Linked DNA regions of Homo sapiens: region 1 is linked to region 2. The links are chromatin loops, found by intact Hi-C in ENCODE. Cell type or tissue: A673. All regions are shown on one strand. Links, peaks and the distances in the headings refer to the core of each region. The heading gives the core; the rest is flanking DNA.

Region 1 (5,383 bases), core at 333-5,332, 49 kb before region 2:
CTGTAAGTCAAGACTTGATGGCAATAATTTCATCCTCTGAGTACCCTGTATTTCTGAAGAGTTAATCAATTTACTGAATGCTTATTGTCTACAAACCACTGTCCTAGGCACTATGGAGGAATCAAGAGAGGGGAGACATGACTCCTGCTTTTCAAGAACCTACAGCTCTGCATTTACATCCAACCAGAGTTCCAGAGATATGCAGCATTCACTTGAGAAAAACCCTCAGAGCCATTCTATTTTAATGATTCATTCTGTTGCCTGATTTTGGAAAGCAGTGTGATAGAAATGGTTCCCTTACCTGGCCTGCAGTTCCAGTGTTCTCTCTTTCCCAGACACCTGGAAAGTATGTGGATATTCTTCATTTTGAGTCTCTACAATTTTCATTCCATCAATGCCAACCCTGGTTCGAACTGTGAATTTAGAGCCTACCAAGCTGAATTTGGGCACACAGTACAGCAACATGTTGTTGAACTGCAAGGAACGAGAACATATATCAGTAAAGAAAAGAAATAGGGGAAACTGATCAGGTTTTTTTTTGAGACAGAGTCTCACTCTGTTGCCCAGGCTGGAGTGTAATAGTGTGACCTTGGCTCATTGTAAGCTCTGCCTCCCGGGTTCACGCCATTCTCCTGCCTCAGCCTCCCGGGTAGCTGGGACTACAGGCACCCGCCACCACGTCCGGCTAATTTTTTTTTTGTATTTTTAGTAGAGACAGGGTTTCACTGTGTTAGCCAGGATGGTCTCGATCTCCTGACCTCGTGATCCGCCCGCCTCAGCCTCCCAAAGTGCTGGGATTACAGGTGTGAGCCACCGCACCCGGCTGGAAACAGATCAATTTTAAAGGTAGCCCTAGACAAAAATTCTAAGTAATTTCTAGACAACACAGTACTTCCTGCATGAGAAAAATTATTTACTAAAACACTGAGGTTTATGCTTGTATAAAAAATCATATTCCTACATTTTGAAAAATATATTTCCCATTCATGGCTTATACATATTTTATTGATATTTATGTAAATTAATAATTTTGTACTACTGCACTAAGTAAATTAGTTCAATAAATTCACAACAAATTACTAAGGACCTTTGATATACCAGGAGCTTAATTTCTTAACTTTGTAAGTTCTTAAACACAAGAATTTCTCATTGATGTATCTTAGAGGGCAAGTCTAAAACAAGGTGTTAGAAGACAGTAATATTTAGCAATTATGATTATATCTGAGAGAGGGTCTCACTCTATCACCCAGGCTACAGGACTCACTGCAGTCTTTAACTTCTGGGTTCAAGTCATCCTTCTGCCTCAGCCTTCTGAGTAGGTGGGACTATAGAAACACACCACCATACCCAGCTAGTTTTTCTTAGTAGAGATGAGGTCTTGCTATGTTGCCCAGGCTGGTCTTGAACTCCTGAACTCAAGCAATCCTCCTGCCTTGGCCTCCCAAAGTCCTGGGATTACAGGCGTGAACCACCATGCCCGGCCTCAATTAAAAAATTTTTTTTGTAGATACAGGGTCTAGCTATGTTGCCCAGCCTGGTCTTTAACTCCTGGTCTCAAATAATACTCTCACCTCAGCCTCCCGAAGTGCTGGGATTATAGTGTGAGACATAGCATCTGGTCAGCAATTTTTTTTTTAAACCAGACTGTTTAATGTTAAGCTTTTAAAAAATAGCCTATTTATTAGTTCAAATCTCATTAGAACACGTGAAAAAAAGCTCCAAAAGGTTTTTAATCACCATCCATATCATCGTCTGATTAAGGCCACAGCTTGCTTGCTAAGTTTTTCCTGTTAACACTTCTTTCCCTCTTCTATCAAGGACTTCTCAGGAGGATATTTGGTTGAAGCTGTGAATGTTGCAGGAGCTACAGAGCCACCAGCACAAGGGACAGAGGTCACACATTCCAGCCACCAACAATAACCAAATTGTTCCTGCAAACTGAGTGACAAATGTAATGGTATGGCATAAAATTTGTGAGTTATCCGATACTTGTCCTCAAGTTGGCTTTATAAGTTCAGCACTCATGCTGTTTTATAGAAATAAGTCCATGAATATGAAGGTTCTTAGCATTTGCCATTTGTAGTTACGCTCACATGACAGATTATCTTATAAATGTGTATGTTTCTCCTTCCCTTTCATGCTTTCAGGACTACATCCCCTCTATTATATTCTCCCTAAATGGGACTTCACATTCTAAACTGTCAAAAATCCTATATGAATCTTAAAATAGTTCTGATCACAATATGATGCTAGTCAATAAATATCCTTTTCCTCTTCGCATAGGTGAAGGTGGGAGCTCCCGCACGATAGAAAACATTGCTTACAAAGAAGATTATGTCATATATAGGAAGAAACCAAGTAGCTAGCCCTGTTCCCTCCATGAACCTTGTTCCTGTAGCAAAAGCCACCACCACCTTTCACAAATAATTACTTCTCTTTGGGTTTCCCCAGATACTGAAAAAAGAAGTTATAGCAACTATGGCATGAAGAACATTGACTTTCCCTTTCAGGGTAGGAGATTCCCTTTTATTTCATGCCCATAGCTTAGAAGTAGTGATTGGTGAAGCAATCTCAGACTAGCGAGGCAATTTCTAGAAGTCCTAGGTTGTGATTAAAAACTACAAGCCTCAATATTATTAAAAACACAGGGAGGGTCTTTCTTGATCTCTACTGTTCAAGTATTTATTTCAAGCCTCTAAAAATATATTTGACTGAAATAATTCAATTTGTTTTCTCACCAGTGACAATTTCATTAATGTTTGTTTTCAAAGGTAATAGGATACTGGTGGAGAAAATTTCTAGTGCTCGTTCTGTGTTCAAAGATTAAATAAGGGAAAAATTATCTGCATCTATCAAATTCCAAGGAAATAAGGAACAGAAAACTCCAAAGAGCCAAGAATAAAAAGTCTTGGTTGTTTTGTGGGATAATTTGGTGATTTTATTTTATTTTTTAACTTTTGGATGTCAGACAGTTTATTTCAAGAGTAGCTGCCATGGTTTGAATGTGTAAAAAGCGTGTGTTGGAAACTTAATCCCTAATGCAGAAGTGTTGGGAGATGGGGCTTAATGGTAAGTGTTTGGGTCATGAAGACCCCAATAATCTATGAATTAATCCAGGAATGGATTAATGCTGATTATAAAAGGGCTTGAGGCCATGAGGTGGATTTCTTGCTCTCTCTCTCTCTCTCACCATGTGATGCCTGCCTTCTGCATGTTATGATGCAGTAAGAAGGCCCTCACCAGATGCCAGCCCCGCAATCTTGGACTTCCCAGCCTCCAGAACTGCAGAAAATAAACCCCTGTTCTTTATAAATTAGCCAGTCTCAGGTGTTCTGTGATAGCAACATGAAATGGCTTACATTAAACAGCATCCTACATTAACATAAAAAACAATGAAAAAGTATGGTATGGAGGCATGAAAATATGCAAACACATGAAGATCATTTAAAAGCAGATAGCAGATTCTAAATACAGTTTGGTTTTCCAGACAAATGTATTATCTCAAGTGTAGGAAACAGAAAACTAGCCCTCATTACCTTTCTAGAGAGAAAAGAAAATAAAAATGGTGCTTCTGAAGTTTCTACAAGTAAAAGAACAAGAGGTTCCATGGGAATAAATGTGCACTGGCAAGGCAAGATTCTGTGACAAGCACAGCACTGGAGAGGGTGGATGAAAAGAACCAACATGACACTGGAAATGTTTCTAAGATGGTCTTCAAAGAATAAATGTGGCTCTCCTAAAATTCCTGCCATGTGACCTCATTCTCCTGGGAGGCAACGGCATATGTTTGATGGCTTAAAGTAACTGGAACAGGAGGGGTCTTTTCCTCAGTCACTGACTGCCACTTTCCCCAAGGTTCTTTGCCACCTGGACTCCAAAGAGCTGTTTAATTCAGCTCTGCCTCAAGATATTCAACAGAAACCTCTTTCCAAAACAACTCCCAGAAGTGAAAATTAGGCCGAGGCAATTGGTTAGACCCAGAGCTCAGAGTTTAACTGCAGAGGCTGTCACATTAATGAGGAAGAGGAGAAAGGAAAATGATCCTAGCAACTGAAAGGCAAAGACAGAGGAAAGACATTGGCTCCTGGTTATGTTGCCTAGAATGATGTATTAAGCACGTCTTTTTATTAAGTATTTTTGATTTTAGGCATCTTAAGGCCTTGTTGACACTGACAGGACTGCCCCTCCCAGGATTACCCGATTCCTAGAGAGAGTAACACGCCTTTCATGTGGAAACCAACCAAGTCAGAACTCACACCCGCAGTCACCCCCTGTATTAAACACTTACTCTCTGGGACACTATTCTCCTGCCCCAATCACCTCAGGGCCAGGACAACAGCCCCTAACCCCTAAAGAAATTATTCCAACTAGCCAATCCTAATCCTGGTGCTCTGTCTTGCCCATTCCTTCCTGCAGAAACCACAATAAAGGCTCTTGCCCACGTTTTCTGCTTGCTCCTCTGCCTCCTGACGCTGGTGCTTCCCCACTGCTCTCCCGCTTCATATGCCACACCCCCACCCCACCCCGATCTGCCCTTCCGATGGCAGTCATGTGATCTTTTATAATAGACCTCTGAAGAAGACTCTGAACCCTAACATGACACATCCTTGTTTTCTATTTAGCTATCTATATTACCCGTGAAAGAAGTACTTGTGTTTAGCACAAATGAGAACTTTTATAGTTAATCTGGTAAAAATACACATTTTTAAATTATGAAGATATTCACATACCATAAAATTTACTCTTTTAAAATGTACAAATCATGGTTTTTAGGATAGTTGTAAATTGTGCAACTATCACCAATTCCAGAACATTTTATGTCTCTAAAAGGAAACCTCATATCCATTTTCCATTCCTTGCTAGTCTTAGGGAACCACCAATTACATCCTCTCTCTATGCATTTGCTTTTTCTGGACATTTCATATAAATAGAACCATACTGTATATGGTCTGTTGTAACTGGCATCTTTCACTTGACACAACATTTTAAGGTTAATCCATGTAGCATATATAAGTTTTTATTCCTTTTTCTCGACATATACTATTTCATTGCATGAACATACCACATTTTGTTTACCTATTCAGTTAATGGACATTTAGGTTGTCTCAAATTTTTTGGCTATTATGAATAATGCTGTTATGGACAAAGATGTGCAAGTTTTTGTGCAGACACATGTTTTCAATTTTCTTGAGTTATAAAAACTTGGAGTAGAACTAGTGGGTCATATAGCAACCAAATTCTTTTAAAAACATGACTGACACAAAAAGACTTTTAAAAGTTTGTGGAAAAATGGAATTAAAAGAAAAAATTTATTTCAACCTAAGCTCTACCAAGTTCAATTTTGTAATCAATGATAGCAGCCATTTAATCCATCCTAAAGAAC
Region 2 (5,383 bases), core at 306-5,305:
CTCAGGTGATCCGCCTGCCTCAGCCTCCCAAAGTGCAAGGATTACAGGCGTGAGCCACCGTGCCCAGCCACATTCAACTCTTAAGGAAAATCACTATTTCATAAAACAAATTCATATTTAATCTTACTGCTCCTATCAAAGACTGAAAAAGTAACACACAGCTACTTTGAGAAGTAAATGACTAGAAAATGATTTAAAAACACACGAAAGAACCCGACCTGTGAAAGCACTTTGTACTTGCACAAGATTAACATATATGAGACGTCTATTTTTAAGATAACCATATAACATCTATGTGAAATTTTGTGGCAGGATACAAAGTTTCAAAATATAAGAATGCCCTTCATCTGCCCCCTTCTTTGTTCTGCCATCCTTGGCTCTTCTACAAGGCCCTGTGAAGAACTGGATCTTACAGACCCAGATAAGACTTTTGTATTATCTGGAATTATTTTGTATTATTTTGTATTATAAGGAAGAAAGGAATAACAATCAGAATAAAAAACTGAGGCACGATGTCTCATGCCTGTAATCCTAGCACTTTGGGAGGCCGAGGCAGGTGGCTCACCTGAGGTCAGGAGTTCGAGACCAGCCTGAACAACATGGCGAAACCCCACGCTACTAAAAATACAAAAATTAGCCGGGCGTGGTGGCACATGCCTGTAATCCCAGCTACTTGGGAGGCTGAGGCAGGAGAATCGCTTGAACCTGGGAGGTGGAGGTTGCTGTGAGCTGAGATCATGCCACTACACTCCAGCCTGGGCAATAGACAGCCTGCCTCAAAAAAAAATTAAATACATAAGTAAATAAATAAATAAATAAACTCCTATGCACTATTAACTAAAAGACCTAACAGTCCAAAGGATATAGACAGGAAAAATGGTGTTCACCCTCACTTATTAGTATTTCAGGGAAATACAAATTAAATCCATAAGCTGACACCATTTCAGTCAAATCAGATTGACTAGAATTTTAGCATTTCTTTTTTTTTTTTTTTTTTTTTTGAGACAGCGTCTTGCCCCATCGCCCAGGCTGGAGTGCAATGGCGCGATCTCAGCTCACTGCAACCTCCACCTCCTGGGTTCAAGAAATTCTGCTGCCTCAAACTCCCAAATAGTTGGGATTACAGGTACGCACCACCCACGACTGGCTAATTTTTTGTATCTTTAGTAGATGGGGTTTCACCATGTTGGCCAGGCTGGTCTCGAACTCCTGACCTCGTGATCCGCCCACCTCGGCCTCCCAAAGTGCTGGGATTACAGGCGTGAGCCACCACGCCCAGCTTGACCAGAATTTTAAATCTGACAATACCAAGTGTCAGTGAAGATATGAAGCAATGTGAACACAACATTTTTGATGACAGTATAAATTTATAAAACCACTAAGAATTCAGCATTTAGAAAATATATATCCTAGAACAATTCTTATACCTCTATATAGGGTGTTTATTTTCACTTTTTCATTAATTAAATGAATACTTATTGAATATCTACTAGGTTCTAGCCACTTGAGCCTATCAATGAGCAAAGGAAAAATGAACAAAAAAATAGCAAGTAAATCATTTATCGGAAGGAGGTAAGTGCTAGGAGAAAACGTGGTGAGGGCTAAAAGAACAAGATAAATACCATCCAGGGTGTGGGAAGTCAAAGGGAGGGCAGATTTCAGTCTTAAACAGGGTGTTCAAAGTCAGGCCTCCGTGAAAAGCTGGGATTTGAGTAAGCCTTGAAGTGGAAGGAACTGTTTGGGGAAGGGCTTTCCAGCAGATGGAATGACAGCCAGGGACAGCTGGGGTCTGGAGGCCAGCAGGATTGGAGCAGAATGGGCATGTGGACAAAAGTAGTGCATAGGGAGGCCTGAGAAAGTAGACTCTGGACCACTTATTTTGACTTTGCATGAAATGAGAAGTCCCTGCAGGGTTCTGGGCTGAAATGTAACATGATATAACTTAACTTTCAGCAGGATCACTCTGGGAGCTGTGTTGAGAATGTAGAGGAAAACAGGGGAGAAGCAGGGTGGACAATTAAGAGGATATTATAGAAATTCAGGCAAGAGATCACAGTGCTTAGGAAAAGGTAGTGAGAGATACTTGGATTCTAGGTAAATTTTTAAAGTAGATTTCCTGATAAGATTAAATTAGACATATGAGAGAAAGAGAGGGGAGGCAAGGATGACTCTGAAGCCTTGGGTCTCAACTACCAGAAGGATGGAACGATGGTCAAGTGACATAGCAGGCAGAGCAATTTTTGGAGAGGAGAATAGCAGTTAGCAGTTCAGTTTCATATACACTAAATTTGAGATCTCTATCAGACTGTAAATAAGATGGGTTTTATTACACCCAAATTTATAGATGTAAATAGGAAAAAAAATTGATCATTCAAAGTAATTATCTAGAATGAAAAGAAACCAATTGCCAGTTTAAGTCAGTAGTCTTCAATTACTCTTCTTTTTGAAAACAGAAACAACAAAAGCTGGCTATGTATAAATGCATTATAACATTACACTTTTAAAAGAATGGATCATTATACATAGATTTTTACTTTAGAAGCAAATGAATAGGTTTAAGTACTCTATATTTATGTAAGTTACTCAAACAACAATGTGGCTCTTTAAAGCATTTAATGATTGAGATATTATGTGACAATTTGCACTTTATAAAAATAATCAGGAACTATGGAGAATGTTCTGGATAGAAGCTGTTAAGAGAAAAAGAACTATTAACTTTAATTACTAAAGGAGCTATTTTGAGTCACTGTCTAGCATGGCAGGAAACAGGCCAGTATTAAAAGCGGTGAACAAGAAGAAAGACTTATGCTGGAGGTTGCTCAGTAATTTGTTTGACTATTAGGATTGGTATGAAGTGAATAAGCCATTGTTTCCAAGGCCTTAGGGTATTTTCTGAGGCTGAGGCAAAACAAGCTCTAATTATGAAACAAATCCATTTCAAAATCTACATATTCCAATTTGGATCCAAATGCAAGTTTATCCAATCTCTAATCTAAAATTTATCTTTCTTTCTTTCTGCTGATTTTGAAATAGCAAAGGGCTGCCATTCTGGTCATTCCTTTTTCAGGTTTAAAATAAAATAAAACTTAGCTCATTCACCTTTTAAAAACCTATAAATAATTCTTCAAAAATATTTACTTACTGGTAATTAATAAACACAAAAACGTAAACCATATATTGTTCCAGAGACATTACTACATAATCACCACTAATAAAGATGTGCAATACTTTCCCCTTTTAAAATTACCACAATAGGCTGGGCACAGTGGCTCATGCCTGTAATCCCAGCACTTTGGAAGGCCAAGGCAGGCAGATCACCTGAGGTCAGGAGTTTGAGACCAGCCTTGCCAACATGGTAAAACCCAGGTTCTAACAAAAAATACAAAAATTATCTGGGCGTTGTGGTACATTCCTGTAGTCCAGCTACTGAGGAGGCTGAAGTGGGAGAATCACTCAAACCTGGGAAGGGGAGGCCGCAGTGAGCCAAGATCACACCACTGCACTCCAGCCTGGGTGACAGAATAAAACCCTCTCTCTCAAAAAAAAAAAAAAAAAGCCCACAATAAATTGTGACTATAATCTTCTTAGCAATCTACATAAGGAAAAAAAGATATAATTACGTGCTTATTTTTATCTAGGTGAGAGTTTTGCAAATGCAGCAACTGATATTATAGTTTGTACGAATTCTTTGTTGTGGACTGTCCCGTGCATTGCAGGATGTAGAGCAACAGCCCTACCCTGCACTCACTGGCTGCAAGTAGCAACTCCCACAAGCAGTGTCAAGCAGAAATGTCCCCAGATACTACCAATGTCCTATTGTCGGGGGAGGATATGCAAGTGTGGGCAAAACTGTCTCCGCTTGAGAACTACTCACCTAGAATAAGAGTCCTAAATTAAACTAAAACAACATAGTGTTGTGGGTAGCAACTATCCGGGGCTGGTGGTGTTGGCAGTAAAGGAATTTACCAAGACAGTTGTAGGTAGAGAAAGGCATATTTATTACACAAAGTATGAAAATAACACTGCAAGAAAGCAACAGGCAGATCAGCAAGACAGGAGCTGACTACAAAGAGACAAAGGCTTCCTGGGGATTTTATAGGATGGTGCTTGTGCTGGAGAGGGCTACATGCAGTACTGATAATGCCAGTGCCAAGGTTGCAGTGAGCTAACTTTCATTTTTCTATCAGCCACAGTGTCTGGTGATAAGTGCAGGAAGATTGTGAGTTATTTGCACAGGAGGGCTACACGCCCTGGACCAGGAAGAAAGGCAGACTTAACAGTTTATCTGCTTTTTCTTTCTGCTTTCCCCTGCTCCTGCCAGCCTGACTCCACTTCCCTTGTTAGGACCACACACATAGTGACCTTGAAGTCCCAGCAACCTCACCATTCACAACTTGTAAGGGATTTGCAGTGAGGCAGGAACAAAGGTGTCGGGGGTGATAATTCCTTGGTCCATGCAGTAGGTCCCTATTAACACCCCCTTCTCTTCTCTGCCTCCATCACCCAAATGTTAGGAGAAATTAAAATCAGCTTCTCTCCACTAAAGAGTAAGAAACACTCATTACTGGGTACTGTTGATTGACTTACTGACCAATCTATGTGGCAGCTCATCTGACAATACTAAGATGTAGCCTCGTTTCAGGGACGTTGGTCCCTGCATGGCGCATGTTCAAAGTTTTAAAGAATAGCAGAAACAAAGGGGAAGAAATGCAGCAATATAGCAGTGTTATTGAAGACTGGTTATGTACTATGTGAGCGGACACATAGGCAGAAAAAACTGAGCTGATGAGTAAAACATACAGCAGGTCAGGTTGTAATGAATGAGAAAAAATAAAGTTCATACGGAGTGCTGTGGTCTGAGTGTTTGTTTGTGTCCCAAAATTCATGTTGCCATCCTCATTCCCAAGGTGACAATATGAAGAGGTGGGGCCTTTGGGAGGTGAGTAGGTCATGAGGACTGAGCTCTCATTAGTCAAATTAGTGCCATTGAAAAGAGGCCCCAGAGAGACCTCTCACCCCTTCCACCCTGTGAGGTTATAGTGAAAAGATGGCCATCTATGGACCACAAAGCAGGCCCTCATTACACTCTGAATCTGATCTTGGACCCACCTGTGGACCAGAAAGCAAGCCCTCATCAGACCCTGAATCTGATCTTGGACTTTCAGATCACAAAACTGTGAGAACTACATTTCTATTGTTTATAAGCTACCCAATTTATGGTATTTTGTTACAGCAGCCTGAACAGACTACAACATAGGGAAATATAAAAGGGCAGGGTGAAAGGTGAGGTTAAAATTTTAGCCATGGGTATCAGGGAAAGGCCAAACACTGCCTGAAAGTATTTTGAAAAAGAAGTATAAAGTACTCCATGATTTATTTAATA

The links. Peaks named below come from ENCODE experiments on the same cell type or tissue, not always from the same donor. Only the 100,000 strongest peaks of a DNase experiment are listed, where the experiment ranks them.
Region 1: a loop joins it to region 2, with 4 times the contacts of the local background. A loop is called at or near these places in 3 of 110 quality-filtered maps.

The regions. Positions count from the first base shown.
Region 1 is chr12:32,614,789-32,620,171 of GRCh38, reverse strand. FGD4 (FYVE, RhoGEF and PH domain containing 4) reads right to left here. Exons shown (of 17, transcript NM_001370298.3): 11 at 302-474. Among named protein-coding and RNA genes, the nearest start is that of DNM1L, 62 kb to the left of the region's middle. In A673, for the core only: no CTCF peak of the experiment used is centred there; no DNase peak of the experiment used is centred there.
Region 2 is chr12:32,565,859-32,571,241 of GRCh38, reverse strand. All of the region lies in intron 2 of FGD4 (FYVE, RhoGEF and PH domain containing 4), which reads right to left. Among named protein-coding and RNA genes, the nearest start is that of DNM1L, 110 kb to the left of the region's middle. RefSeq lists an enhancer at 4,111-4,612. In A673, for the core only: no CTCF peak of the experiment used is centred there; DNase peaks (open chromatin) are centred at 2,781 and 4,101.